Linked DNA regions of Homo sapiens: all the other regions are linked to region 3. The links are chromatin loops, found by intact Hi-C in ENCODE. Cell type or tissue: ascending aorta. All regions are shown on one strand. Each heading gives the region's core, and the rest is flanking DNA. Links, peaks and the distances in the headings are about the cores only.

Region 1 (10,713 bases), core at 1,549-9,548, 280 kb after region 3:
GGCAGTTCTGGAGGCTGGAAGTCTGAGATCCAGGCGTCAGCAGCGTTGGTTCCTTCTGAGGTCTGTGAGAAAGAATTCGTTCTGTGCCTCCCCCTGAGCTTCTTGGTGGTTTGCTGGAGGTCCTTGGCATTCCTTGGCTTGTAGAAGCACCGTTGTGTTCTTTATCTTCACCTCCACATGGCGTTCTCCCTGTGTGTCTCTGTCTCCAAATTTCCTCCTTTTAGAAGAAACCAGTCACATTGGATGAGGGGCCCACTCTGCTCCAGTATGGCCTCATGTTAACTAATTGTACCTGCAATGCTCCTATTTCCAAATAAGGTCACATTTCTGAGGTCCTGGCAGTTAGGACTCCAACATAAGAATGGACAGGAGGGGGACAGAATTCAACCCATCGCCTTCTCCATATCAGCCAGAGCTAATTTATTACAAAACTAGTGGATCCATTTGAAATTTTGTGCTAATCAATGTTAGTCTCTTTTTTAAGTCCAGAAGAAAATTTCAGTTTTAAAAAAGTTTGAATATATTTCATATTAGAAGGAGTAACTATTTAAAAATAATAGAGACTCACTAGCCTAAAACAAAGTAGTTAACCAAACAATTTATTAATCATCTGGGTATAATGCCATGTAAATACATTTGCATTTATGAATGCAAATGCCACACAAGCATGCCATCATTAACAGTGCAAAACATGAAATTTTAACAAAATTGTTGGACTAGAAGGTAAATTTGGTATCTAAAATTTTAAGACTCAGTTTAGCTTTTGAGGTTGCTCAAAGAGCTTGTTTTTCTTTTTGACATCAATCCTTGTAAAGGGAGCATGCACGTGGTTGAGCACAGCTATGTATACCCACACCCCTGTGAGTGCAGTGTACATATCTCTATCTGTGCTGTTTACAACATTTAAAAGTTCCTCGTGTGAATCAGAATGAACCTAGGCAATAAAGGTTCACTTGAGTCACTGAAGTCAAAGAATAAGATGAGCAGAAAGGATGGCTCCACAGGAAATGGAGTTCTGGGTTAGTTCTGGGTACTAGGGAGGTGTCAGCCTTGTGGACTGAAGCTCTTTATCTCTGACTCCAGCTACAAAAGAAGAGCATATTGGCCTTGAAGGTATAATTGATCAGCTGATGTAAGAACTCATTCCTTTAATAGGGACTCATTTCTATCCATCCATGAGCTTTGCACATCCATGTATGAAGTTATTGCCTTTCTCCTGGTTGGATTAGAGGCTTAGTAAGGGAGAGTCAGCATTCTTGGGACATTCACTGTGTGAGATCACTGGAGCAAGTGAGTTTAAGCACTAAAGGTAAGATTCTGATCTCTCTTTTTGGGGACTTCTTTTGCTAGGGCCTGGGTTCTAAAGTTTACTATAGCTATAAACCAATATTGTGCTAATGTTTCTTACAAGAAGATGAATTTTGAGCAAACTCATTCATTAACATCATGTTTATCCTTTTATTGTTAGTTATAATCATTTGTCACTTTAAGGTCTTTTTAGCTCATTAGAGTGTGAAGTATACTAAATTCATATAAGCACAGCCCATATATGCTTTTTCCAAGAGGGCCAGATACTTAGAATCATAAAATGTTATAGCAGAAAATGACCTTGGAAATCATCTAGTTCAATCCCTCATTTTACAGATAGGGAAATTAAGTTCTATAGAGGTTAAGTGACTTGTCAAAGGTTAGCGACCAATAAGTCGCAGAACCAGGGCTTAAACCCATTTCCTGATCCTTTTTCTCTACTGAAATCACCATTAATGATAGTGCCAGAGCAGGGCTGCAAATGAAGAAAGGACTGTCCTACAACAGGCACTTCAAATAGAATCCTGTCCAATGAATATGCTATTCCTTATATTTTCTCTGTGGGCATTAATCTCTGGTATATATATTCAAAGCAGATGCTAACGACTTCTTTTTTAATCCTTGGGCAATTCTAAATTTTCAAAGAATTAAAAGGGCTGCTTAAAGAACATAAAAAAAGCAAATGAGGGTTATTTATAAGAAGGAAAAAAGGTACATCTTCAGATCCACTTCACTTTTCCTTTTCTCCAAGCAGTAGTCACAAGGGACATTATCAGATATTAACATGATATAAACAATTGCTAATATCGACAAGCCACATTATACCATATTCCATTAAAATTTAATTTACCAATAGAAGAAATACGGAACTAATTTTAGATTTCTATCACCCACCCAAATATAATTTTATGTTCTCTTTAATTCTGAGATCCCCAAAGCTTATGTCCCAAACATTTTGTGTCATCTAAGAAGAAACTGTATTTCCTACTGCAGAGATTTAGTGCCGCTCCTGCCAGAAGTCAGTGAAGTGTTCTTTTGTTGGCAAGCATTATAGGGCTGGGGTCTAAAAGAAATTAATTTGAGCATTTTGGTTGATTTTAATAGCTTGACCTCTGAGTGTGCGAGCAGTGAGGCCAGGGGGCAATGGCAGGCCATCCACGCAGCTGAATTAAAATGAAGCCCTGGCCTTGCTCAGGGAAACCTTCTCTCACCTGCTTTTCATTTCCTTTAGCTATTTCTGGTAATGAAAACTGGAACCACTGCTATATATTTTGGAGTCTAGAAGTTCTATACATTTTTATTTCATACAATATGCCTATAATTAAATGTAGGTCTTTGTTTATAAAAGGACAAGACCTAAGTGTTCCTGGAAGAATATGGAAAAAAATCTTAAAAGGTATTCCTTTAAAAATAGTTTTTTTTTCATCCACAATTCCAGATGGAAGACTCTCCCGTGTTACAACCTTCCTACCTGCCCACTGACATTTTCATTTGCTATTCCTTATCTTTCTGCATGCTGGCTTTGCCCTTCAATAAGAACCAGAATGGTAAAGTGGAATAATACTATTGGCCCGTTTTAAAGAATCTGAGAGAGTTCTCAGGAAAGTTGAAAGCATTTGGATGGGAAACAGCTCTTCCTGAATTCGTTTCTTGTTTGGGCTTTTTCTCCAATCATCTCCCAGACAGTCCTGATGTCTGTATCAAAGGAATGGGACGTGTGGCTCAAAAATGCCAATTGGAACCTTCCCCCATGAGCTCGTAGCATAATTTGTGATGAGTTCAGACCTGAAATTTGGCCCAGCCCCTAATCAATCATTAGGTGTTCCTGTTATTTTTGTATTGCTGGGGGCAGCCTGCCTGTCTTCTTATCGCTGTCTTTAATTGACATTCTGAAGTACTGCTATATTGATTGTGACTTTTCTCTCCCCTCTGGTAGCTACTTGGAATCTCATTGATGAGTAGTAATAGCATGATATATATTCATGTGCACATATGCATGAACTACTATGTTCGGTATTTGCATTTGCCTACACGTCTGCTGTGCAAGGGTATGCCATGAGAGAATCAGCTTCATCCCCCCTCCCTGCCATATGATGTCTATATATTTATGAGTAGGAGAGAGAGGAGCACTTGGATATATGAATCTGCTTGCAATTTCCTAATGGAATCTGGCAGAAGAGCTTTGCAATAGGACAAGTTCCAGTAAAAAATGTGTTCATGTAAGCACTTTCCCCTTGTGCCTGCCACCTATTTGCCTTTCCAGAGCATTGAAAAGATTAATCATGGGATGATCTAGATTCTCCTTTTGGTCAGTAAAACATAATACTCATCTGGATTCTCCTTTTGGTCAGTAAAGTATAATACTCTCTTAAAGAAGTGGAGAATATTAGAATTGTATATTTTTAATGGTATATCCATGGAGGAAGAGTCCAGGTGAACAAGTTCTTGAAGGGGAAATATATCTTATCAATGGCCAAGCTTTCTGTAGCTGACTAGGTTTTGGTACTGTCATTTGGGAGGTGTATGCTCATAATGCTTTTTAAGGAGAAAACATGAAAATTGTCGACGAGATTAAAGTTGAAGGGTTTGAAATGTAGTAGGCACTTCTTTCTTGGGAGTGCTGCTGTGTTAGGAGGCCATCCTGAGACTAGAGCCCTCGCAATTCAGAAATGGCTTTTCTACCTCATTAATGCCATGATCTTTTGTTATCCCCATCTGTGCCTGAATGGACAAAAGGTATCCATTTAAATTATGGATCTTAAAGAGAACCTTTGCAAAGGCCCCTCTAATGGCCCACATTCATACCCCCTAGCTTTTGCCCTCCATTGTGGCCTCAGCCTGGTAACGGCTGCTGGGATGAGTGGAATTTCTGGAAAGGGGATTGATGGTGGTTAGAGATGCCAACATACAGAAGCCACAAAACTTGGAAATGTGAAATTCTCTGTGTGCATATCCTTTAACTGAAACTTTATGTGTCTCAAGTGAATGAAAAATAAGTTATTTGGGGAAGCCTTTGCCCAATTCACCTGGGATAAGAAGGCCATTGTATCACACATATAATTCCCCAGAGGCTCTAATACTGCAATGTAGCTACACAGCCCTTGGTAGAAAAGATTTCTAAAGAGAAACCTCATCTTTCACACTCTTCAAAAGGACGAACTTTTTGTCAATTATTTTTTTCCTTCAAAGACAAACTTCAATTAGATCAGAGTAGTTGGTAAAGGATATAAAGATAAATGAGGGCTATATTTGTTTAGAATTCACCTAAAAGACAGAGCCAAAATATAATAAATTCGTTTGCTATGGACACTTTCAAAGATTCTTAAATCCCACATGACCTCCAGCATTGTCCTCATATGGAAGACTTGCCCTAGGCAACATGTGTGGAATTTGATGGTTAAACATCTGTTGTGACGACACTCTAGACATCTTAGGGAAGGATCCTAAGTGTTCCGGCAACAGCTACCAAGCCTAGCAGATGGCAGGATGACTGTGGGGACAGACTGGTGATCCTAGAATCGATTCATATGAAACAGGTTCAGGAGGAAAAAAGATGCAGCCTTGCACCATTCAGCATTTTCTCCATAGACTAAGCTCTGAAAGTCTCCTGCAGCATGATGCCATCCATGTGTTTGTGTCTCCTGAAGGGACAGTGGCCTTAGTGGCTTCCTCACAGAGTCTAGAGGGCCAGAACTGGCAGCTTTGCAGATGTCTGAAGATGTGAATCAAACGAAAGAGAAAATTATAGCAGCTGATATTTATTAATAGTGTTATTCAGATCCTCTACATCTTTACAGATATTTTGTCTAGTTTTTCTGTCAATTGCTATGGGAGGGGAGTAAAATCTCTAACTGTGATTGTAAATTGTCTAGATTGTCAATTTTTACTTTGTGTATTTTGAAGCTGTTATTAGGTACATATACATCTGTAATTGTCATGTTTTTTGTGATTATGAGAAGCCCCTCTTTTCCTCTGGCAAAACTCTGTAATGAAGTCTGCTTTATCTGATATTATGAAAGCCACTCCAGCCTTCCTATATAGACTGTTTGCATAACGTATCTTTTTTCCATCCAATTGATTTCAACTGATTGGAATCTTTACATTTAAAGTGTATCTCTTATAGGAAATGTATTAGTTTTGAATTTTGCTCTGTGTCCACTCTGACAATTTCTTCCTTTTTGTTAAAAGTGTTTAGTCCACTTACATTTAACGTAATTGTTGATATGATTGAATTCAGGCCTACCACTTTCTTGTTCACTTTCTATTTGTCCCAAGTGACATTTATTATGTGCTGTTAAGAAAAGTTATCTAAAGCTTGGAAATAAGGAAAGATGATTGTGTGCCTCTCAAAGTCAGCCTAGAGCATTGTCTAACAAGCCCACCTAAGACTCAGCTGAAGGCCAGAGGAAGATAATTTTGACTTACTATTTACTATTAAGGAAACTAATGCACAGAAAGGCTAGTTAACTTGCTCAAGGTCACCCAGTAGTAAGCATTAGAGTTTGAATTGAGAAGCCAAAGCCGATATATTTGATCACTTTACCTTACTGCCTCCCACTGGTAATTGCCTTATCATTGAGCTTATTATGGATTAGTATGAGAGGAAGTTGGGAGAGCTATTGCTGCCTGTTGCTAGCTCTGGTCCTGCAGATGGCATTTTCCGTTAAAGGGAAAGGCAGCTGTGCAGAACCTCAAGGTGCACGTGAACTAAGCCCAGGGGTCCCGGGTCAGTGAGGCTCAGCCCAAATGCATTGGGAACCAAACTCACACATGGGTGTTTGCTCACTCTGTTGATCAGGATCCCCTCGTGTGTACCGCTGCTTAACACATGATTAAGCGCATGTAAAAGAAATGCTGTTTTCAGGAAATAATTGCTGAGCATTCTGGTGACGTATATTTGTTCTTCTATTTTGATAGGAGAGTGGGGCTGAGGTGGGGGGAAGGAGAAGTGTGACCAACCAGGGAAACACACTGATGTAGCAAATGTTAGTGATGTTTTAGTACTTCCTCATGAAGCAGTGTGACCTCCTGCCACCCAGACAGGCTCACTCTTCAGATTTTCCTTGCTCACTAGCCACAGCTGTTTGTTGTTTTCTTAAATGTTAAGCTTTTTATAGCTCTTCAGTTGCTTATAAAAAGTACCAGTTATTCAGGCCATACAAGAACTGGCTCTGTGCTGGTCTAATGAGCAGTGAGAACACTGGAGGCATATTTTTGTTGCTTCTATTTTCTCACTACTTCCCCTTCCCCCAGTCTCACAAATTTCCCCTTTGGACTTAAATGACTCCAGAATCTTGGAATTTACTAAAAAGGCGAACCACCAATTGGTCTTTGCTGTTCAAGAAAAATTCATCACTGACTCACCTCCCTCCCAGTTCTTGGCTCTCCACGGCTGTGTGAAGAGTAGATCAACGGGTGGGGCCTTGTGTCACAAATCACGGCTGCTCCTAGGGGTCCAGGGTTGGGGGAGCACTCCAACCTGTACAGATGCACCTGTGATCTCTACAGAAGAGAAGTCTCATCTTTGCCCCCGAGGAGAAAAGAGCCCAGGACTTGGAGTGCCTTCGCTGAATAGGTAGGAACTTTCCAGTTTGCATCCTCTGTGAAAAGCAATTAGGACCAGCTCCAGAAGGGATCTGATAGAATCAGAAGGAAGAAGTCAGAAGCCACAGTCAAGAACGCAAACAGAATTGGTATATTTGAAGGAATCAGTCTCCCTTGTGCTGGGAGGCCTTCACAGTGTCATCTGTGGGTTGTACACACATTCTACAATGACTTCCCATGATAAACATAAAACTCTCGGGGAAAACGTTGTGATCTTAGTGCAAGAGGATATCATTAAACACAACATGGAAAAAATCCTGTTAGGAGAGCCATGGCTGAGAAAATCTGTATGTGTGTTCTAGCATGGAGTTTCACCATGTATGAGCTCCAGACCTTGGGGGCACTTGGACTGATTACAAGGGTCCTAGCATTTGGAAATGATTTAATGAATAACCATCTGACACATATGTGTTCTATTTTCCACAAGAATGTAGATACTGAAATGATTATTAAAATATTAATTTAAATGCAATATTGAATTATTAGTGTTTTTTAAAAGTTTTTGATTTTTAAAATTTTTATTATTTTTTTAACCTTACTGTATAGCTGTAGAATAGGAGCTGCTGCTTCAAAAGCCATTGGCCTCATGTCCAGGATGTCATAAAGAAACTCCTTAGGAGCCACTGGCCAACTATTTGGGTTGAAGAGGGTCAAATTATGGGGTTTGTTTTCGGGAAACCTTATCCTCAGCCTTGTTTTCTTGGTGCTTGCTCTTGTTAGAAAGGAGGACAACTTACCTAGCATATTACATGGGATGATTTTGCAGAACGAATCCTCGTTAAACATGTTTTGAGATGGAAAATAGACATTTTCCAAGTGTCGGGCTTGTAAAAGGCCTATTTATCAGAGTGAATTGTGTATGTTTTTAGCTCAGAGGCTTTGATATGTACCTATTGCAATTCTGTGCTTTTAAGTGTCCATATAATAATAACAATGACTAATGTTTATTGAGCATTTATTACATGCCAGACACTATTCTAAACACTTAACATGTGTTATCTCAACAAATTTTCAAGTTTTCATGGTAGCTATTATTTTTTTCTTTTCTTTTCTCCTTCCTTCCTTCCTTCCTCCCTCCCTCCCCTCCTCCTCCTCCTTCTTCTTCTCTTCCTCCTCCTCCTCTTCTCCTTCTCCTTCCCCTTCCCCTTCTTCTTTTTTCTTTTTTTCTTTTCTTTTCTCTTCTCCTCTCTTCTCTTTTCTTTCTTTCTTTCTTTCTTTCTTTCTTTCTTTCTTTCTTTCTTTCTCCTTCCTTCCTTCCTTCCTTCCTTCCTTCCTTCCTTCCTTCCTTCTCACTTAACATGTGTTAAACTCAACAAGTTTTCCTGGTAGCTATTATTATTTTCTCTTGCTTGCTTGTTTGCTTGCTTTCTTCTTTCTTCTTCTTCTTCTTTTTTTTTTTTTTTTCCAGACTCTCCCCTCTGTCTCCCAGGCTGGAGTGCAGTGGTGTGATCTCAGCTCACTGCAACCTCTGCCTCCTAGGTTCAAGGGATTCGCCTGCCTCAGCCTCCCAGGTAGCTGGGATTACAGGCACCCCCTACGACACCCGGCTAATTTTTGTATTTGTAGTAGAGACAGGGCTTCACCACATTGGCCAGGCTGATATTGAACTCCTGAACTCAAGTGATCTGCCCACCTTGGCCTCCCAAAGTGTTGGGATTACAGGTGTGAACCACCGTGCCCAGCCTATTAATTTCATTTTATACACCAAGATATTGAGACTCAGAGAACTCAATATGTCACCCTGGCTTACATGCCCACATGTAACAGAGCCAGGATTTGAATCTACACTGTCCAACTTTGGAGCCAGCACTTTTAACCACTGTGCTATATTCTCTTTATGTTCAATGTCTGACCCAAACTAGAATTTTTTGTATTATGAATTAGCATTAAGGGGTTATCCTTCCCATCATTTAATTTAGGATTTAGATGTCTATTCTCATTTGAAAATTATTCCATTATGTTGACTATATATATATATACACACACACACACACACACACACACACACACACACACACACACACATATATAGACTATCAAATATATAACATTGTGGAAATTCACATGTACCAGTTTTAATTTTAGCCATTAATTAAATGAATTCTATTTAATAAAACCTTTCACTTCTTCCCCAAGGACATTGTCTCAGGGGCTCTGTGGAATAAATGTGAGAGTTTATACTTTCTTTTCTTGGCCTCAGTTCACCAATCTTTGAAGCGGGGCCACCTTTACTCTAAAACCATTAATTTTTCTTAATTAAAGAAGATATACAAATGGCCAATAGGTACATTAAAAATACTTACATCACTAGTTATTAGGAAAATGAAAACAACAAAACACCACTACACATACACTAGATGGCTAAAATTAAAGTCACTGACAACACCATGTGTTGGTGAAAATGTAAAGCAACTAAAACTCTCATCTGCTGCTGATGGAAATGCAAAATGACACAGCCACTTTCAGAAAAACAGTTTGGCAATTTCTTATAAAGTTAAATATACAGTTACCATATGACTTGCCAATCCTATTTACCCATGAGAAATGAAAAGCTATGTCTACACAAAGACCTATACCTGAATGTTTATAGAAATTTTATTTGAAATAGTCCCAAACTGAATGCAACCCAAATGTCCATCAGCTAGTAAATGGATAAGCTAATTATGATATATCCATACAATAAAGTATTATTTAACAATAAAAAGGAACTGATAGGAACCAATGAACGAATCTCAAAGGCAAGGTGCTAAGTGAAAGAAGCTGAAGAAAAAATCATATACCTACTATATGATTTCATTTATATGAAATCTAGACAAGGCAAAATTATAGTGACATAAAGCAGATCTGTGGTTGTCAGGGAGGTGGTCTTGGGATGCAATGGAGACTGGCCATAAAAGAGCATGAGGAAAGATTTGGAAATGATGGAAATGTTCTATAACTTGGTTATGGTATACACTTGTCAAAGCTTAACGAGCAGCACACTTTAAATTACACCTCAGTAAAGCTGATTAGAAAAAATATATGTGATTCAGCTGTATATGAGACAATTCAATTTTTATAACTCTAGGTTTGGCTTCCATTGAGGTCGGCCTAACTTATTTCCCCAAATATTTAACACAGTTTGTGATTTAAAATGTTTTTTTATCTGTTATCTTAAAACTGAAGTTACTTCTTCAACTGGAAAAAAATAAGTTTTTTGAATTTGTTGTATAACAAATATTTGATGCAAAAAGAAAAATTGAAATAAATTTATTCATAATCAAGATAACCCCATAACCATTTATTCGATGGTTGTACAGCTCTCTGTGTCAGTTCAGTTCGTCTTTATACTTGTTGATCCACTGTCATACTGGATCAACTGTCTTGTGAAGACTTTATATTTAGAGTATTGGAATTTTTGTGGTCCTGTGTGACATACTGGTTGTCATATGAGTCCCCTAACACCAGAAGAAATTCTCCATGTAGAACAGAGGCTGAAGCTGAACTCCTCCTGAGTATGGCTTAAGGCTCAGTTTAATTATATGGAATCAGTTGATGGTTTGAGGAAAAAAATAGTTATCCAGTTTATTCTGTAATTTTGCTTTGAAAACCAATTAAATAGTATTTTTTCCAATCACCATATTTCCTCAGAGATATGAATAGATATCTACTCACCATCTCCTTCAGTCAAATATATTTATTAGGAGTTTATTTTAAGCCAGGCATTACGCTAGGTACTCTAGGAGATACAGAGCTGCTTAAGCTATCATGATCCTTGTCCTAGTTGGTTAAAATTCTACACTTGGAAATTTGCTCAAGTGC
Region 2 (10,713 bases), core at 1,434-9,433, 270 kb before region 3:
GGCTAGAGTGCACTGGTGCAATCATAGCTCAATGTAACCTTGAACCCCTGGGCCCAAGCAATCTTCCTGAGCAGCTAGGACTACAGGAACCTGCTACCACACCCAAATTTTTTTTTTTTTTTTTTTTTTTTTTTGAGTTAGAGTCTCACTCTGTCACCCAGGCTGGAGTGAAGTGGTATGATCTTGGCTTACTGCAACCTCTCCCTCCTGGATTCAAGCAATTCTCCTGCCTCATCCTCTGTAGTCTCTGGAGTAGCTGGGATTACAGGCGTGCACCACCACACCTGGCTAATTTTTTGTATTTTTTAGTAGAGACAGGGTTTCACCATGTTGGCCAGGCTGGTCTCAAACTCCTGACTTCAAGTAATCCTCCCACCTCGGACTCCCAAAGTGCACGGATTACAGGCATGCACCACCACACCCAGCTCTTCTTCTTTTTTTTTTTTTTTAGTAGACAAGGTCTCAGTATGTTGCCCAGGCTGGTCTCCCGCTCCTGGGCTCAAACAATCCTCCAGCCTTGGCCTCCCAAAGTGCTGGGATTATAGGCATGAGCCACTATGCCTGGTCTTAAATGTGTTAAGTTGTCTTAAGTCTTACGCTACTTTCTCTGCTGGTGGTGCCCACCCAACGGCCATTGGTGACCTCTGAAAATTAATATTTTTGAAAAAAATTATGAGTGTCATGTAAAGAGAACTTGGGTATCAACTTGTAGATGCTACCATTGACCAAAGATGATACAATCTGAGCTTTAATAAAGATAGCAGTTATAATGAATCAAAACCTATTAGTTTAACCCATTAATATAATACTAATAATTTTAAAAATTTGTTGCCTTTGGAGAGTAAGAAGTCAATCTTGAAAGCTGATAAAGGGAGAAATATAAAAATGTATCCTGCCTCTCATATGTGAATTGTACCACTGGGTAACTAAATAGAAGATGATGACAAGTGTCTCTTCCTGAGAATAGTCCACCTAATTTGAAAAAGAATTGCCAGTGTGGTGGCTCACGCCTGTAATCCCAGCACTTTGGGAGGCCGAGGAGGGCAGATCACGAGGTCAGGAGATCTAGACCATCCTGGCTAACACAGTGAAACCCCGTCTCTACTAAAAATACAAAAAATTAGCCGGGCGTGGTGGTGGGCGCCTGTAGTCCCTGCTACTTGGGAGGCTGAGGCAGGAGAATAGCATGAATCTGGGAGGCGGAGCTTGCACTGAGCAGAGATCGTGCCACTGCACTCCAGCCTGGGGAACAAAGCGAGACTGTCTCAAAAAAAAAAAAAAAAAAAAAAGAATTGACAAAATTAGAATACCACTATTTTGCAACTCCCAGTTAATCCATTAATCTTGGCATTAAGTATCAATGGCTGCTAACATAGCAAAAGGGGCAAAAAAAACCAGACTTTAGATAGCTCTTGCTGAAAGAACATAATGCTACCTATAGTCTTACCAAAAGGATCAAACCTCTGATCCAGCTGTCAATTTTTTTTTTTGGGGGGGGTGATGGAGCCTTGCTCTGTCACCTAGCCTGGAAGTACAGTGGCGCAATCTCAGCTCACTGTGACCTCCAACTCCTGGGTTCAAGCGATTCTCCTGCTTCGGCCTCCCAAGTAGCTGGGATTACAGGCTTCTACCACCACACCTGGCTAATTTTTGTATTTTTAGTAGAGACAGGGTTCCACCATGTTGGACCAGGCTGGTCTCAAACTCCTTGCCTCAAGTGATCCGCCAGCCTCAGCCTCCCAAAGTGCTGGGATTACAGGTGTGAGCCACTGTGCCTGGCCCCAGCTGTCGATTTTTTAAAATGAAGATGATAGAATATGTTAAGCTGCACCATGAATTTATAATCAGAAAAACTCAGACTGTGAAAGATTCTACAGATCAAAAACTCAGGTTTTTCAAGACATAAATTTAAGAAAAAAGTATGGGAGGGGAAACTGTGAATTATAAGAAATGGCAAAATGATTTAAATGTTTGTGAACCTCCAAAATTCGTATGTTGAAGTCTTAATACCCCAGTGTGATGGTATTTGGAAGTGAGACCTTTTGGAGGTAATTAGATTTAGATGAGGTTTTGAGGATAGAGTCCTCATAATAGGATTATTGCCCTTATAATGGGAGGGAAAGACTAGAGTCCCTTCTCTCTCTGCCAAGGGAGGATACACTAAGAAGGTGGCCATCTACAAGCCAGGAAGGGAGCCCTCACCAGACAATAAATCTGCTGGCTCCTTGATCTTGGATCTCCCAGCCTCTAGAACTGTAAGAAATTTTTGCTTGTTGATTAAGTTAAAGAGGTTCAGAACGTGCAACCCCGAAACAGACCATTTTGACATACTGATTATTTTGAAGTAAAGAAAAATCAGAACCAGCCAACTCAGTGAAACGTCTTTACCTCCCCAATTGCCTAAAATAAAGTATAAACTTACCCTTTTGCAAAGGAAATTTATACTCACAAAGGAAATTTCTGTTAGTAAAGCTATCTGTACCAGGAAGAGAGCTACTCCAAGACAACTTTTTTCACTTAACAGACTGTTATCTGTGTCAATAAATCCACTGAGAAAGTTTATGTTTTAAGCCTCAGCCTCCCGAGTACCTGGGATTACAGGCATGCGTCACCACACCCGGCAAATTTTGTATTTTTAGTAGAGACAGAGTTTCACCATGTTGTATTTTAGTCTCCACTAAAAATACAAAAATTAGCTGGGCATAGTGGTGCACGCCTGTAATCCTAGCTACTGAAGAGGCTGAGGCATAAGAATTGCTTGAACCTGGGAGGCAGACATTGCAGTGAGCTGAGATCATGCACTCCAGCCTGGGGACAGAGCCAGACTCCAGCTCAAAAAAAATGTTAGTTTTATTCAGTCTATAGTCGTACCGAGGACTATAGACTGAGGTCTACAGCCCAGGAGCTGTCCTTCAGAGTTCTGTCAGACTGCTGCAGCACAGTATTTCAGCCCACTGTTTATATACCTGTGGTGGAGGTTCAGTATGTGCAAAATCACATTAAAGTTTTGGTGCAGGAGTACATCTAGTTATAGATTTCAGAGGCATAATCACTAACCCTATCAGACGTTATCTCATGTGTAGGAAAAGGCACTATATTCCTCCTTTCCTTTCTTTTTTTTTTTTTTTTTGAGACGGAGTCTCGATTTGTTCCCCAGGCTGGAGTGCAGTGGTGCGATCTCGGCTCACTGCAAGCTCCCCTTCCCGGGTTCACGCCATTCTCCTGCCTCAGCCTCCCTAGTAGCTGGGACTACAGGCACCCGCCACCATGCCCAGCTAATTTTTTGTATTTTTTAGTAGAGACGGGGTTTCACCGTGTTAGCCAGGATGGTCTCGATCTCCTGACCTCGTGATCCGCCCTCCTCGGCCTCCCAAAGTGCTGGGATTACAGGCGTGAGCCACTGCGCACGTCCATATTCCTCCTTTAAGCAATATAGTGACTCAGGCAAGAGATGTTGGGGGCTGTGTGCACTATCCTGGTTTGCCTTCAAAGCATCTTTTCAGAGAGCTGCACTTCCTCACAGAGTGAGGGGCTTTGTGAAATTAGATGGCAAGCAGAAATGAGCAAAATGGCTTCTTACCCTTTTTACTTTGTCTCACAATAATTAGAGCACTATGTTTAAATGTCACTTCAAGGAATTATTTTCTCTATGGTTACATTTCTCTCTTTTTACAGTTTAACTTTTTCAAATAATTTTCCATTTTAGGATTTTTTTCTTTCTGATTTAACTCAGTCTTTGAATATGTGAAACAGTTACATGGTTCAAAAGTGAAAGGTTATAAAAATACAAACTCAAAAAGTAATTAATTAATTTAGTTTTTATTTTTCTCACCCTGTCTTATGGTGCTGAAAACTCAACAGTTTAATTGGGGCCAGGCACAGTGGCTCACATCTGTAATTCCAGTACCTTGGGAGGCCCAGGCATGAGGATTTCTTGAGCCCAGGGGTTCAAGGTTACAGTGAACTACGATTGTGCTACTGCACTCCAGCCTGGGTGACAGAGGCAGACTGTGTATCTAACACCCTCCCACACCCAACTTATTTGGGTGAATTATATAGTATGTAAATTATATCCCAGTAAAGCTCTTATTAAAAAAATTAAAGCCGGCCAGACACAGTGGCTCACGCCTGTAATCCCAGCACTTTGGGAGGCCGAGGCGGGCGGAATACCTGAGGTCAGGAGTTTGAGACCAGCCTGGCCAACACGGTGAAACCCCATCTCTACTAAAAATACAAAAAACATAGCCAGGCCTGGTGGCAGGTGCCTGTAATCCCAGCTACTTGGGAGGCTGAGGCAGGAGAATCACTTGAACCTGGGAGGTGGAGGTTGCAGTGAGCCGAGACCGCCCCATTGCACTCCAGCCTGGGCAACAAGAACAAAACTCCAACTCAAAAAAAAAAAAAAGTTAATTAATTAATTAATTAAAAAAAAGCCATGCATATGTGCAAATAAAAATACATAACTTAGGTGGAGTGGCTCATACCTGTAATACCAGCACTTTGGAAGGCAGAGGTCGGAGGATTGCTTGAGGTCAAGAGTTGGAGACGAGCCTGGGCAACAACATGGCGAGACCCTGTCTATATTAAAAAAAAAAAAAAAAAATGAAAGAAAGAAAGGCGAGTGTGGTGTTGTGTGCCTGTGGTCCCAGCTACCTGGGAGGCTGAGGTAGGAGCATTGCTTGAGCCTAGGAGTTTGAGGATGCAGTAAGCTATGATCACACCATTGCACTCCAGCTAGGACAACAGACTGAGACCTTGTCTCTAAAAAAATAATAAAAATAAAGCCAGGCGCGGTGGCTCACGCCTGTAATCCCAGCACTTTGGAAAGCCGAGGCGGGCAGATCACCTGAGGTCAGGAGTTTGAGACCAGCCTGCCCGACATGGCGAAACCCCATCTCTACTAAAAATGCAAAAAACTAGCCAGGCAGGCCCCTGTAATCCCAGCTATTTGGGAGGCTGAGGCAGGAAAATCGCATGAACCCCGGAGGCGGAGGTTGCAGTGAGCTGAGATCACACCACTGCACTCCAGCCTGGGTGACAAGAGTGAAACTCCGTCTCAAAAAAAAAAAAAAAAGAATAAAAATAAAAATAAATTGGTTGATATGGCAGTTAAGACTAAATGGGGTCAGGTGCAGTGACTCACACCTGTAATCCCAGCACTTTGGGAGACTGAGGTGGGAGGATTGTTTGAGCCCAGAAGTTCGTGACCAGCCTGGGCAACATAGCAAGACCCCATCTCTACAAAAATTTTAAAAAATTAGCCAGGGGTGGCCGGGCGTGGGTGGCTCACGCCTTTAATCCCAGCACTTTGGGAGGCCAAGCTGGGCAGATCACCTGAGGACAGGAGTTCAAGACCAGCCTGGTCAACATGGCGAAACCCTGTCTCTACTAAAAATACAAAAATTAGGTTGGCGTGGTAACACATGCCTGCAATCCCAGCTACTCGGGAGACTGAGGCAGGAGAATCACTTGAACCCCGGAGGCGGAGGTTGTAGTGGGTCGAGATCGCGCCATTGCACTCCAGCCTGGGCAACAAGAGTGAAACTCCATCTCAGAAACAAAACGAAACAAAACAGCCAGGGGTGGTGGTCGCTCGCGTCTATGGTCCCAGCTACTCTGGAGGCAGAGGTGGGAGGATCTCTCGAGCCTTGGAGGTGGAGGTTGCAGGGAGCCGAAATCGCTCCACTGCGCTCCAGCCTGAGCGACAAAGCGATACCCTGTCTGAAAGCAAAAAGAAAAAAAAAAGCTAAGTGGACAAACGAGGAAATGGGTAGGGATGAATATAGGCAGACTATAAGTAGCCGAGGAAGGTGGCCTTATTTTCGCACCTATCAATGCTCAGGCTGAGCTCCTGAGGCTAGACCTACCGGCACCCCCCATTCCTACAGGTTCTATAAGGCAAGTCAGGTATTCCACCCTGTAAAAAGCTCTTCTCTCTCCTGCCCCGCTAGACTAGTATCCCCTCCTTAAGGCTCCCAACATCCGAAGCTAAGTTGTTTGTCTGCCTATCATCCAGGAACGCGTCTGAGGGCAGGGAACAAATTTATTCATCGTAATCGAGCCCAGCACTTTGTCTCGCACGCAGCTGACAGCAGAATTTTAAGATAAAGTATTAAATAAATGACAGACCTCTCAAGGCTTCCTGTCTTTCACTAAAAAGCTTCTCTCAGGCCACGCCCCTACCTCCACTCAGGTCAGCCCCTTCCTATTGAAGCCCCGCCCCATCGCCTTCCCCGCCACCTTACACCCCGCCCCTCTCTCTTAAAGCCCTAGGAAGATTACTGGAGTTTGGCGCCAACCGTGTTTTTTTTTTTCCCTTCCAAAGGCGGGAACTAGTTGTGGGCGCTGCGACGTGCTTTGCGTCTGATATGATTGGCCGTAGGCACTCAGTCCCGCCTCCATACCCTGATAGCGCTCTGGTATTGGTGGAGATGCCAGGGAGACCTCGGTGGGCAGAAAGGAACCGGGTTGTCTTGGGCCGGGCAGGGCGGGTAAGTTGTCGTAGGGGCCCGGTCCGTGAGGGACTGCTAAGGAAGAGGCTGCATGGCGCGGTAGTCCCCCGAGTGGAGGTCGGCTGCCCCTGGGAAACCAGAGAGTCGGAGGGAGTCCATCTGGAGCGGCCAAGTAGGTCGGGGAAGGGCCGCGCCTGACGTCTGGCCGCAGGTAGCCACGTTCCCTCCGCCCCCGGTGCAGCTTCAGGGCTTGCACCCTGCGTCCCTCTGTGGTCCTTCGAGAGGGTCTGGGCGGGGACTATGGGTGGGCGCGCCCAGGAATTGTCCCTTCGGCCTCTCGTCCTGCCCCTCCCCCCCACCATCCAGTCTCTCCTTGGAATATACTCTTAAAATCTTTCGGATGGAGTTCTTTGGAGAAATGGGTTTCCTGGAGTGTCAGGTGATCATTGATGTTGATTGTTTCTGAAATGTTTATTTAGGCATCAAACCAACATGCCTAAATAAGTTTTTCATTTCTACAGCGCCTAGATTCATTCCTAGCACATAGTAGGCCCTAACTCAGATGTGAATGTAGGATTCGTAGGAGCTGAGCATTTGTGCTTCAGGCATCAAGTTGTCTTTGACTCTTCGACTCTTCCTTGGTCTTTTTCCATTCTCCACACCTCCAGCAGCAAACCTTTCGCCTCTCCTCAAGGCCTTTCCCCCCCATCTCCCTCAGCGCCTCTTTGACTGGAGGGGGACAGAGGCTTTCATGGCAGGGATTCTCCCATCTCCCTTCCTATCCCCGCTATGCCCTCCAATTATCTTTTCCTGGCGTTCCGTTTTACAAGAGATGGCCTTCTTTCCAAAAACATTTATATTGTATTGAATATTCTTGATTTTGGCCATCTTGCTTTACAGACAGACCTGGGGTCTAATTTCAGCTCTGCCACTTACCAGGTGGTTGCCTTGTGCAAATTTCTTGATCGTCTGTGTTTTCCTCATCTGTAAAATGGGGAAAAGAATAATATGGACCTCATAGAACTCTGGGGAGGATTTAAACTAAGTGAATAATGTATTTAGATCATTTAGGTTAGTGCCTGGAACATAGTAAATGTGCCGTATATGATAGCTTTTGTTAGTATTTGCCCCTTACCTCTTCTTCTGGGGTCTTGCTGTATTAGCCTTTCCCATGAGTGTAAAAATACACTGTCTTCTCTGGCTTTTTCCTGTTTTTCTCTACAAATGCTTGTGTTTTTCTCTAAATTTTATTTTTTGTCTTTTAGCGTCTACATTAAGGACACATTCTCAGTTTCGTAATGATTTTTCTTTTTCTTTTTTCCTTTTTTTTTGAGACTATAGCCCAGGCTGGAGTGCAATGGCAAGATCTCGGCTTACTACAGGTTTGACCTCCTGTGCTCAAGCAATCCTCCCACCTCAGCCTTCCAAGTAGCTGGAACTACAGGTGTGCACCAGCATGCCTGGCTAATTTTTGTATTTTGTAGAGACTGGGTTTTGCCATGTTTCCCAGGCTGGTCTCGAACTCCTAGGCTCAAGTGATCAGACTGCCCTCAGCCTCCCAAAGTACTGGGATTACAAGTGTGAGCCACCCCGCCCAGCCACATTCTCTCAATTTTAAAAAGAAAACTTCCTTCAGACTGCCTATAACGAAAGGCTATGTGATCCTTCTCCTGTCTACTTTGCTTTCACATCTGAATCCATTGGAATTGTCCCAGAAAAGATTATGCATGAGTAAATCTGCTTACAAACTTTTTTTTTTTTTTTTTGAGACGGAGTCTCGCTCTGTCACCCAGGCTGGAGTGCAGTGGCACGATCTCGGCTCACTGCAAGCTCCGCCTCCCGGGTTCATGTCATCCTCTTGCCACAGCCTCCCGAGTAGCTGGGACTACAGGCGCCTGCCACCACGCCTGGCTAATTTTTTGTATTTTTAGTAGAGACGGGTTTCACCCTGTTAGCTAGGATGGTCTAGATCTCCTGACCTTGTGATCCGCCCGCCTCAGCCTCCCAGAGTACTGAGATTACAGGCTTGAGCCACCACGCCCGGCCAAACATTTTTTTTTTAGACAGAGTCTTACTCTGTCACCCAGGCTGGAGTTGCAGTGGCACGATCTCAGATCACTGCAGCCTCCACCTCCCAGGTTCAAGCGATTCTCCTGCCTCGGCCTCCCCAGTAGCTGGGATTACAAGTGTGTGCCACCATGTCAGGCTAATTTTTGTATTTTTAGTATAGATGAGGTTTCACCATGTTGGCCAGGCTGGTTTTGAACTCCTGACTTCAGGTGATCCGCCTGCCTCGGCCTCCCAATACAAACTCTTTTTCAGCATGATAGTTCTCAACTTGGAAAATTTTGCCTCTACACTTTCACAGGTGCATCACTTCTGTCGGTAGCAACTCTCATATATCGAGATCCTCAAATGGGAGAAGGTGAGGAAAAGTGAAAAAGACCCATTTTCCAAGAGATTCTGATACATTTTTCTTCCTCCTCTCCTTCCTCTCCTTCCAGGAGAATCACTGGCCTATATGATTTCAAGAGTGTAATCTCACGTATCACTAAGGTGCTGATGAGTCCCAAATCATAATACCTACCATGCCTTTTCTGTATGACATTTCCAGCTGTTGGACATCTTTTTGTTTTTTGTTTTTTTCTCCCCTAGACGGAGTCTTGCTCTGTTTCCCAGGCTGGAATGCAGTGGCACGATCTCAGCTCACTGCAACCTCTGCCTCCCAGGTTCAAGCGATTCTTCTGGTCTCAGCCTCCGGAGTAGCTGGGATTATAGGCACATGCCACCACGCCCAGCCAATTTTTGTATTTTTAGTAGAGATGGGGTTTCACCATGTTGGCCAGGCTTGTCTCAAACTCCTGAACTCAGGTGATCCACCAGCCTCGGCCTCCCAAAGTGCTGGGATTACAGGCATGAGCCACCACGCCCGGCCTTTTTTTTTTTTCTTTTCTTTTTGAGATGGAGTCTTGCCCTGTCGCCCAGGCTGGAGTGCAATGGCGCGATCTCGGCTCGCTGCAACCTCCGCTTCCCAGGTTCAAGCGATTCTCCTGCCTCAGCCTCCCGAGTGTGGGATTACAGGTGCGCACCACCACGCCCAGCTAATTTTTTTGTATTTTTAGTAGAGACGGGGTTTCACCATGTTGGTCAGGCTGGTCTTGAACTCCTGACCTCGTGATCCACCTGCTTTGGCCTCCCAAAGTGCTGGGATTACAGACATGAGCCACCACCCCCAGCTGCTGTTAGACATCTTTATCTGGATGTCCTACAGATAACTCAACATGACTTCACTGGTTGTCCATTGCAGTTAAAGCATGACTGTCCTCCAAAGCTAGAAACATGAGAATCATCTTTAACAAATTGGGTATTTCTTTAATTCAACAGATATTCTTTTATTACTTGCCATTCTGCTAGGCCTGCTGAGAGCTGGGGATACAGTGAGAGCTGGGGAACAGAACAGGGATGGTCCTAATCTTTATGGAGAACCATTGGGTGGTCCATTGGGTGAGATGGACATTTCTCCAGGAATCCCACAAAAATGGAATCATGAACTTCAAGAAGAGGTCATGTAGGGAAAGGACACAATGGGGTAAGAGTATATAACAGAGGGCCTGACTTAGTGGGAAGAGAGGGTGGACAGGGGAGACTCAAAATGGCTTAAGCAAAATATCAAAGAAGAGCTAAGTGAAAGTAGAATATTGAGGAAAGAATATTCCCTGCAGAAGCCCTGTGTTGTTTTTTTTTTTTTCGATTTATAAATAGTTTATCCTGTTCACATTATGCAGAATTTCAGTGTCGTTAATCCACAATGTTAGTACGGTAACAGAAACATAAAGGAGAAAAAAGGCAGGTGGGGGGAGGTTCATAGTGTGGCCTGACATAGTCTAAGGGTTCTCTCCTGTAGTATGCATCTCCTGCAGGCAAGTATTAATATCACTTCATTGTTTGAAGGACAGTACACTATCCAGGATTCATTTATTGTTCAGGTGTCTTTTCTAAAGTATGAGAAAACAGGAATAAATTCAATAATGAATATCTGCAATTCAAACCAATTTAACTACAGGTCAGTGGTGTCTTTCTTATCTATTATCACAAACATCCCAGTTGCCTCCATCTAAAAATTTCTTTCAAAAGTTAAGACACAATTAATTATATCTTATTAATTCCCTCAAAAGCAAAAAAAAAAAAAAAGTACCATTCAGCATACAAAAGTTACACATTAAAAGTGTATATATAGGGCTGGGTGCGGTAGTGCACGCCT
Region 3 (10,713 bases), core at 1,476-9,475:
CTGTTGTTTGTCTATCAGTCTCAAAGAGACGGCCACCACTGAGGGCCAACCACCTTGCTTGGCTAAGTTCCTACAGCATGGGGGGAGATGTGTAAGAGGGCTCTTTTTGGTATTATGAGTGCACATCAGGGTCACATGGGAATTTGACTTTAAAAAGACACTAACTTAGGCCTCTACTAATGCTATTCTACTAACACTGTTTAACACAACTTTCTGTAATGATGGAAATATTCAATATCTCTGCTGTCCAATATGGCAGCCACATGAGGATACTGAGCACTTGAAAAGTACCTAGTGAGAGTGAGGAACTGAATTTTTAACTTTAGTCAATTTAAATCAACTGAAATTTAAATAGCCACATATTGTTAGTGGTTAGCTGATTGGACAGTGCAGCCCTAGGTGGCTTCACATATTAGTTTTCTTGGACCTATTTCAGACTCCAGAAGCCCACAGGACAATACCCAATATAGTCCTTCAATAGGTATTCACTGCCCTTCTCCTAGGTGCTGGGCCATGTTTAGGTGTCTCAGAACAATGGTGAATAAGAGTACCATGGACACTTCCTGCCTTGTGGCATTTTGCGGCTAGATTGATTTCCGAAGACCTCACAAAATCTTGAAGTAGCTCACCAGACTGCTCTTAGGAAAAGGTGGGTGAGGAGATATGGTAATGCTACACTAAGCATGAAAGCACTGCTTTTTCATTTCTTCGTATTTACTGTTAGAGAAGTTGGGGGAAAGTTTAAAAAGAGGTATCTGAATGGTTACTATTCATTCTCTTACAAGTAAAGTAACATATCCCAGATATGGGAAATTATCTGTAGGTAACTACCTCTTGCATAATCTTAACCTTACTTAAAAAGAAAAGTCCGAGGAACCGCATTCTGAAGCTAAGAAAAGTAAATGGTATTCAATTACAGCAACAGCCGTAGAAAAAGTACAAGTGGGTCTCCAGCTGCAAATGGTGGGCAAGGGAGTGTTCTTACCAATTAGTTGTGAAATGATCAGGTTTTCTAGAAGGTACTTTTTGTATAAGTAAGGCTGATTGAATTCTTTATCCCAACTCAACTCTTAGCTAGGATTTTCTTAGTGGCTTTAATGGGATTTGATGAGGAAAGCCCCATTTGCCTGTCCCCAGGAAACTACAGGTGAAAATATTTCTATTTACATTACAAATCTAATACCAAGAACATAATTTCTAAGAAACACAAAAGTGGTTTAATGATCTGATTTCCAGTGTTGCTCTCAATGTCCTCCTGTTGTCAATTCTCTCCTATCCTAATCACCTCTTCCTACCTTATTGGGATCTGGAGTGACAGAAAAAACACAAAACATGATATTCAGGTTTGAACTGAATCCAGGTTTGCCTAAACTTCAAGGACGGGACACTGCATGTTGGGATACAGAATTTTTAAGCTAATTCTCTCCATTGTATTAATATTATCACTGGAGGTAAAAAATTTACCAAATAAAACAATCTGATTTTGCTCAGCATCCCAAGGGGATCATGTTCAGCATCTCAATGGGAATGACACCAGTCAGCCAATCTTTCGAGCTTCACCATGCCACTTCTGGTTCCCCTGCCCTAAGTCAGACTTTTGATTTTTAGGGCTAATAAGTGACTCTTCCACAACTATACACACACACACACACACTTTTTTCCCCTCTGGATTGAGTAGAAAGACAATTTAATACAATGGTTAGAAAACAAAATAAGACTTCAAAACTTAGTTCTAAAAATACAAATTGCATTTAGATACCATTATCTTCTTTTTAAAAAGGTCAAATCTCAAACGTTCAGCTGGTTCCAGGCTATATAAAAATATTACTGAAAATCTGATGACAGCTTTGGTAACAAACATCTTGAGAGTGGCCCTGAAATCCTTATTTATATTCAGAAACACTAAGTGGAGTAGTCGCACGCCATTTTATGGCTGAAGGGGTTCAAAAGGAAAGAGGTCAATTGATGTTAATTGTTAATTTTTTGGAAATTCAGAGATGAAGTTTTTTTTTTTTTTAAACTCTTATCTTTCAAACAGAATTTAAACAGACACTTGTATAAGGCAGAACCCCTTTGAACCACAGATCTTGTGGCTTTTGTGTTTTATTCTACTGGCATGGAAAGGTGATGAAAGAAAGTGGGCTTTTTTGCTGCAACAGAGAAAGAAGTGGGGAGGGAGATGCAGTTATTTCAGACAGGATGGCGAACATTAATTGAGATTAAACAGCTCTGAAAGTTTCCACTTCAACATTTCAGGTTCTGGGACTCTAGCTGAAGAACCAAAGCTAGAAAATTCACTTATTTGACATTCAAGGTGTTTAAGTTCCCAAATACAACAAAGAGGTTATCAGATTTTCACTTCTATCATAAAAGGATGGTGCAGGCAGAACTACTTGCCACTAACAAGCCAGAAAAATAAAAAGTGTGATAGAAATGTGTTGAAAGTACATAATTTGAAATAATTCTTGGATTTCTGCAGACTTTATACATAAAAATTGGAATACTAGCCTGTATTGATACATCATCACCATCACCATCATCATCATCATCATCTCCACCACCACCACCACTGCCGCCTTCATCATCTCCATTTACTGAAAATATCTATTTGCTAGGAACTGTGCTAGAAATTTTACAGGAATTATTAGCCTCTCTGGTACATGAGAGAACCCTGACTCAGAGAGGCAACGTGTTTTGCTTAAGGTCATACTGCTGGAGACAGGACAACATGCAATCTGAATCCAAGCTGGCCTGTCAAGGCTACCTCCTTTCCTGTACAACACTGCCTTCCTCTACAATGTGGGGAGACTACATCCTTCTTCTGCGAAGGAAACATGACCACTTTCCCATGTGCCACCAGTAAAACATGAAAGTAAACTGACAAGGCTGCAGGTCCCACAGCAATTTAACTATTTGTATGAAGAGTTTTAGTGCTAAAATGGTTATAGTTCATGAAGCATAATTTCTTACTTGTTATATATTTCAGTGTCGTTTCTGTCCCTTGACTATGCAAAGCCCTTGCCTGGCCTTGCCACCTGCTTCTCTCTCTGCCTAGAATTCCCTCCCACAACCCTTAGCCATGCTGGTTACTTCTCCTTCACTAGGTCTAGTTCAAATATGTCACTTGCAGAGACACTGTCCTTAATGTGCTCTGTCCTCTCCCAAACAGCTAGGCATTGCCCTGCTTGTTTCCATCAAGGGATAACCAAAATCCACATGTTTATTTACTGTATAATTACCTATCTTCTCTCTTGGTCCATGTAAGACCCACAGCAGCAGGGACCTAGCTTCTCTTGCTAACCATTGATACCTGACACTTGGAATAGTGCCTGGCACAAACTTGAATGAATGGCTACACCAATACATGAATGAAGATCAGTGTTTGCAGAGTACAGTGACAGGTACACATAGAGGAACCAGAGGAGAGACATTGCCCTGGGGATCTGCCTTTGCCAGCCCTCGAGTCCTAGGCCAGAGTTCATCTGCTCTCAGCTTGAACCCTGCCTGGAGACTGAGCATACACCTGCACTTGGCCCTTGGCCCTCTTCTCCTGCTGCACCTCCTGACATAGCCTCTTCTTCCCCAACAGAGGCTCTTCCTCACACGATGAGCTCAGCTTCTCTCCCTGGATCTAATCTCTACATTCCCACCACCATCCACCTCGTATAAAAATCAATCGTGCTTACTTCTCCTGTGGTCACATACCCTTCAGATAATCTGGGGCCACGGCCTTGGGTTCCATCACACCCATAACCATGTGGCACTGTCAGGGCTGACTCCTGGCTTGTTGCATGCATCCCTAGTCCAGCCTGACATCCAGCACCAGGCTCTTTCCCAGCCTTCTGTCCTGAGCCACCTCACTTCTTTCTCCTGTCTGCCCTCTCTTCCCAGGTCCAAGCTCATGGATGACTCTTGGCAGGCTGGGGAAGAGAAAGAATGTGGAACAGAGGAGAGAGAAAGTCAGAAGCAGCAAAAGCTGCTGTGTGTCCACATGGGAAGCCCGTGGACTACATCTGTCCACGAGAATTTTCATAGTGTTCTATAGATTTTTTTTAAAAATAGTGAGTTTAAACTATGGATCAGCAGAGCTGAAAGGGACCTTGGAGATCACTGAGTCCCACTGTCTCACTGTACTGTTGAAAAACCAACATGTGAGTAATGGACCGAGGAGGAAGAAGGCAGCATTTGTGGAGGGCTTAACATCTGCTTTGGGATATAGGGTCCCAGGTCCCATAGCCAGTGAGTGGCAGAGTGGGGACCATGCAATGCTTAAATGAGCACTTCTACCCCATACACACTTTGCCCTACGACTTACATATTCATACCACGTGTGGGAAAGGGTGTGGCATTTACCACATAAAGATACTTGGAATTCTTGCCTCAAAGGGTAAGTGGGTTTTCCTTCTGTATTAGCCGATATACTTTTTAAAAATTATGGTAAAATATCCAAAACGTACAATTTACCACTTTAATCATTTTTAAGTATACGGTTCAGTGGCACCAAGTACATTTGTTTCGTTGTACAGCCTTCACCACTATCCATCCAATACATTTTTAAAGTGAGTATTTTCTAAAACTATACATCCAAAACAAGAGTGAAGGAAACAAAAAAGAAGTAGAAAGAAAAGACAGGTAGAAAATAAACTTTTGGGCATGCATTTCAGCTGACAAAAACCTTTCATACGAATTAGCTTCTCTGTGACATATTCATTATTTTCCTAGTAATGAAACGGGAACTGTGAGACACCATGTGAAAAGGCGGCTTTTATTGTTTCTCTAGGTTCTATACTAGCTGTATCCGCTTACAAAAATGTTATACAACCCAGTACATCACAGCCTTCCACGCCTCCTCCATAAAAGGACAAGTAAAATAGTATTTCTTGGAAAGACAGGCATTTACCAATGCACTGCATCTAGATGGAGCTGTCTCCATCATTCTAGTCTGTTTCTAAACAGGGTTTTAAAGTCTTGGCACAGAACACAAAGAATGTCCCTTAGCTATTCAGCATTTAGTTCAGCTCCACAATATATTTAGCAAGATTTCTTTGCCCCCCCCGCAACCCCCACCCTTCCCTTCTTGGTTTAATGACCTCAAATGTACCAACATCCTGTCTTACCTAATCCCCTAACAAGTTCTATCAAATGCCAGGACAGAATCAGACAGCACTGCAGGCTGTGAGATCATTCACTAAGAATTCATTTTTATTCCAAAAATTAGGAGTGCCAGACCATTTAACACAATCTATCACACAGCCAGAAAATTAGCCTAGCGCTTTAAGAGAAACATTTAAATAACTTTTAAATATCTTCTTCCTGACATAGATTCTTTAAAAACCTGAAGACTCTCTCCCCAGAACCAGACGCATAGACACAAAACATTTCCACATGATAGCAAGAGCTCAAGGACCCTTTGAAGACGATGTAGGCCCCCTAAGAATCCATAAACCTCAGGTTAAAATCTCTTGTAAAAGAACTCCAGTACTTCTCTTTGTCTACAAGCCCCTGTACTGGATCCTGATCCATGGAGCATCCAGGGTAACTTCTTCTGGGGCCACTTTTGTCTCTGGATGAGAAACGACTTGTTTCAGCTTCCGGAACACCCCTACGTGGCTTCTGGTCCAACTGACTGTCAACACGGCTAGGCCTCTCCCCAATTCAGCTGGCTACTCTGGGAACGTTCATTTCTCTTACTGGTCCATGACATGCTGGCTCTACCCCAGTGTTAGGTTTTGCTTTTCAATTGGCAATCTTGGATCCTGTGGTCCCTTCTGTCTTCCTGTCACTTTCCTTGTGGTCCTTGTGGAACTTTTGTTTTAAAAATTAAACCTGTTTTTTTTTTCTTTATCATAAAAGCAACGGCCTCCCGTTTGCACTTAATTCCTTTGTTTTTTCTCCAAAAGCATACTTCAGCCTTCATACCTTTGTTCTTGGGAAGACTTTGCCCACCTCTCTAAGTGGCAGGTCGTGCCACTCTCTGTTCAGTTCGGGACAGGGTTTCTCCTCCAGGAGAAGTGTGGGGCAGTGAATTAGGAATAAGCCTAAAGTCAGAGAGACCCAGGTCTAGTCCCAACATAGCTGACTTTGGCCAAGCAATTTGAACAAAGGCTCAGTTTCCTGATGTGAACAAACAAGGAAGATTAAAGCCAACATATGCTTTTGTTTTATTTTTTTTAGACAGGGTCTTGCTCTGTCACCCAGGCTGGAGTACAGTGGCGTGATCATAGCTCACTGCATCCTCGAACTCTTGGGCTCAAGCGATCCTCCGGCCTCAGCCTCCTGAGTAGCTGGGACTACAGGTGTGTGCCCTTAAAACTGGCTATGTTTTTTGTTTTTGTTTTTTAAGGAAGACTAAGAGAGCTGATATGTTCACAGCTTCTGAAACACAGAAGGTATCTAGTAAATGGTGATGATCATTTCATTCCCTTCTAACTCTTCACATATGGGATTCAGCATACATTCTATATTTTAGAAGCAACTCCTGCTGCTTTCTATTAGGTGGCCAGGACCACTTACGTTTGGAGGCTTAGGCATTTTTTAACAGGTTTATTGAGATATAATCAGCATATCATACAATTCACACCTTTAAAATATACAATTCAATGTTTTTTAGTATATTCACAGAGTTGTGCGACCATCACCACTATCTAATATCAGAACATTTCCATCATCCAAAAAAGAAAACCTACACCCATAGTAGTTACTCTTCATTTCCTTTCCCCTTCAACCCTTGGCAACCACCAATCTACTTTCTGTCTCTGTGGATTTTCCTATTCTACACATTTTGTATAAATGGAATCATCTATTATGAGGCCTTTTGTGTCTAGCTTCTTTCACTTTACCATATTTTCAGGGTTCACACTTGATGTAGCAAATGTCAATATTTCATCCCTTTTTATGGCTGCATAATAATCAATTATATTCATCTACCACATCCTGTTTATCCATTTATATCAGTTGATGGATATTTGGATTGTTTCCACATTTTAGCTATTATGAATAATGCTGCCAAGAACATTTTTGTATGGTTAGACATATTTGGACATGTTTTCAATTTACTTGGATATATACCTGGAAGTGAAATCGCTAGGTAGGATGGTTAATTTTATGTGTTAATTTGGCTAAGTCACCATACCAAGACTTGTGGTCAAACATGTTTGGGTGTCGTTACAAAGGTGTTTTTTAGATGAGATTAACATTTACATCAGTAGTCTTTGAATAAAGCAGATTACTCTTCATGAGGTGGGCCTCATCCAATCAGTTGAAGGCCTTAAGAAAAAAGGCTGACCTCTCCCAGGAAGAAGGAATACTGACAGCAGACTCCCTTTGGACTCTAACTGCAACATCGATGCTTCTCTGGGTCTACAGCCTGCTGGCCTACCCTGCAAATTTTGAACTTGCTAGTCTCCTCAATCATGTAAGCCAATTCTTTAAAATAAATCTGTCCCTTTCCTCTCTCTCTCTACACACACACACACAGACACACACACACACACACACACACAGACACACACACACACACACACACCCTCTATTGGTTCTATTCTCTGCAGAACCCTAACTAATATACTGGGACAAATGGTAACTCTGTATTTAACATTTTGAGGAACTGTTTTCCAAAATGGCTGTAGCAGGACAATCCCACCAGCAATGTATAAGGGTTCCAATTTCTCCACATCCTCACCAACACTTATTACTGTCTTTTAGACTTTAACCATCCTAGTGGGGGTAAAGTGGTAACTCACTATAATTTTGATTTGCATTTCCCTAATGACCAATGATGCTGAACATCTTTTCATTCACTTACTGGCCATTTGTATATCTTTTTCTGAGAAATGCATATTTTAGTTGTCCATTACTTGTCTGGGTTGTCTTTTGAGCATTGAGCTGTAAGAATTCTTTATATATTCTGGATACACATCCTTTGTCAGATACATGATTTGTAAGTATTTTCTCCCATCTGTGGACCATCTTTTCACTTTCTTAATGGTTTCCTTTAAGCATGAAGTTTTTAATTTTATGAAGTCCCATTTATCTAATTTTTCTTTTGTCTTTTGTACTTGTGGTGTTATATCTAAGAATCCACTGCCTAACGCAAGGTCACAAAAATGTATCCCTATATTTTCTTCTAAGAGTTTTAGAATTTTTGCTTGCATTTATTTTTGTGATCCATTTTGAGTTAATTTTTGTATATGGTGTAAGGTATAAGTCCAAGTTCATTCTTCTGTGTGTGAATATCCTGTTGTCCTGGCACTATATGTTGAAAAGACTGTTCTTTCCTCATCAAATTGTTCTGGAACCCTTGTTGAAAACTTTGAGCATACGTGTACTGTATTCAAGACTACACTATCTTATAGGATGTTTTGAAAAAAGGAAGTGTGAGTCCTCCAATTTTGTTCCTCTTTTGCAAGATTGTTTTAGCTATTCTGGGTCCCTTGCATTTCCATATGAATTTTAAAATCAGCCTGTCAATTTCTGCAAAAATGCTGCAATTTTGATAGGGATTGTGTTGACTATATAGGTTTGGATAGTTTTGCCATCTTAACAAGTCTTCTGATCTATGAACATTGGATGTCTTTCCATTTATTTATGTTTCCTTAATTTCTTTCTATAGTATTCTGTAATTTTCAGTGTTCAAGTCTTGCACTTCTTTTCTTAAATTTATTCCTGAATATTTAATTATTTTTGATGCTATGTAAATGGAATTGTTTTTGTAATTTCATTTTTCTTGCTAGGGTACAGAAATTGATTTTTGTAGACTGAACTTTCATCCTGCAAAACTGATGATCTTATTATTCATTCTAATAGGTTTTTTCGTGTGTGGTTTATTTTTTCTTCTAATGAATTGCAGTCAAGTATTTTTAAGTATTCTGAATCACAGGAATATCCTGGCACAAAAACCCATGACTTAAAACTTCACTATAAATATAAGGAGCTCATACTATTATTTGTCCCCTTCCTGTGGCATTGGGTAATGATCCTGCTTTTGGGTTATGGTCTTGGTGGCATTCCTACTGCTGCTGACAGCCCATATAATGATTTGAAAAGTTCCTGGGACTCCAGGATACATGGTGAGACACGAATCTATTTTCCATAGAAGTGGTATTATAAAAAGAGGTCAGGTTTCCAGCCTATCCCTAAAGTCTGTTTAAAGGGGTATCATTCATTGAGGATGCCACAGGGTCTGGCCTCGCCATTCTCAAAGGGAATCTAAAGGGTTTGTTTCAATGAAAAACCACATTCTAAAGGAGTTTTGAATGAACCTTTCAAAAAGTGCCCTCCTGGGCTGGGCGTGGTGACTCATGCCTGTAATCCCAGCACTTTGGGAGGCCAAGGCTGGTGGATCACTTGAGGTCAGGAGTTCAAGACCAGCCTGGCCAACATGGTGAAACCCTGTCTCTACTAAAAATACAAACAATTAGCTGGGCATGATGGCGGGTGCCTGTAATCCCAGCTACTCGGGAGGACGAGGCAGGAGAATCACTTGAACCGAGGAGGCAGAGGTTACAGTGAGCCGAGATTGCGCCATTGCACTCTGGCCTGGGCAACAAGAGCGAAACTCCATTTCAAATAATAATAATAATAATAATAATAATAATAATAATAATAATAATAATAAAAATAAAAGGACCTTCCATTCAGTTAGGACTTCTTATGGGCTTTTATGTAGACACCTCTGCTAACCTACTTCTTCTTTCCAACTCAGGGCTGACTCCTAATATACAATACTTTGAGGGGCAGTGGTAGTTACCTTGCACAAAAACTGCTAAATTTGACACAATACATATATATATATATATATATATATTTTTTTTTTTTTTTTTTTTTTACCAGACTATATTTTGCTTCAGGTTCAAAAACTGATTTCTAGCCAGCATTCAGAGACCTACTTTGCATCTTGATCCATGAGTCACTGATTTGAGCATGCATTTGCCCAGAATACCCAGGCATGTGAAAGGATCAAAATATCACACTTTGATTGATTTAGAAAGTTATTTTCTACCACCATGCAGTCTGAGAGTTTCTATGCTGCATCTGACTAATTGGGGAGGTGTGGGAGCAGAGAGAGCCAGGAGCTGCTGTGTGGAAGACCTTGTCCCTCCTCCCAGGCACCAAGATCCCAGGGAGTAGCAACCCTGCTCTCCATGGCGAAGTGTGTCCGTGTGATGCTCATCTCAGCATTATCTGGTTATCGGAGTCATCTTTTGAAGAGATCCTGGTATTTCGGTTTGACAAAAATCGAGAAACAATTTAGAAAGAAAATCGGATTTGTGTGTAAATGAAGAATATTCCTGAAAAGAAACTCTGTTACGAAACTGAAATCTGGAGACCGCGGTGGTGCTAAGTTGAGTCATCAGTTCCCTTTACGCCCTAATAATTGACGGCACTTTGATCACGATGACTGCTCTGGGTGATGCTTTTTTGTTTGCTTTTTAAAGTACTTCCTTGTGTAAACAGGTTGTCTCACTATCATCTTGAAAACATGTTTACGTTTGGGGGATCATGGGGAACATCTGTTAGAAACAGATTTCATGCTTTTCTGTCAACTTAGGGAAGTCTGAATCCTATTTCTTGGTAATATACAAAAGCTCTTGGAGAGTTAAATGAAGTTCTACTGGAAAAAGGACTGACTGGATATTTTGATTGTTCTTCATATATGTATTTACAAATTTGTCCTGAAAACATCCATTTGAAATAGAAACAGGCATGAATTAT

The links. Peaks named below come from ENCODE experiments on the same cell type or tissue, not always from the same donor. Only the 100,000 strongest peaks of a DNase experiment are listed, where the experiment ranks them.
Region 1: it touches region 3 in a loop (6-fold over the local background); 10 of 110 quality-filtered maps call a loop at or near these places.
Region 2: a loop joins it to region 3, with 5 times the contacts of the local background. A loop is called at or near these places in 4 of 110 quality-filtered maps.

Annotation. Positions count from the first base shown.
Region 1 is chr6:90,369,656-90,380,368 of GRCh38, forward strand. No RefSeq gene overlaps it. Among named protein-coding and RNA genes, the nearest start is that of MIR4464, 62 kb to the left of the region's middle. RefSeq lists an enhancer at 1-411. In ascending aorta, for the core only: no CTCF peak of the experiment used is centred there; DNase peaks (open chromatin) are centred at 6,396 and 6,676; H3K27ac peaks cover 2,037 bases.
Region 2 is chr6:89,823,444-89,834,156 of GRCh38, forward strand. It overlaps CASP8AP2 (caspase 8 associated protein 2), which reads left to right and starts at 6,437. Exons shown (of 10, transcript NM_012115.4): 1 at 6,437-6,663. RefSeq lists a silencer at 5,787-5,836 and an enhancer at 5,937-6,126. In ascending aorta, for the core only: no CTCF peak of the experiment used is centred there; DNase peaks (open chromatin) are centred at 2,798, 5,974 and 6,368; H3K4me3 peaks cover 2,630 bases; H3K27ac peaks cover 2,648 bases.
Region 3 is chr6:90,093,226-90,103,938 of GRCh38, forward strand. All of the region lies in intron 4 of BACH2 (BACH transcriptional regulator 2), which reads right to left. Among named protein-coding and RNA genes, the nearest start is that of BACH2, 200 kb to the right of the region's middle. In ascending aorta, for the core only: a CTCF peak has its summit at 4,910; DNase peaks (open chromatin) are centred at 5,056 and 5,606; H3K4me3 peaks cover 687 bases; H3K27ac peaks cover 6,550 bases.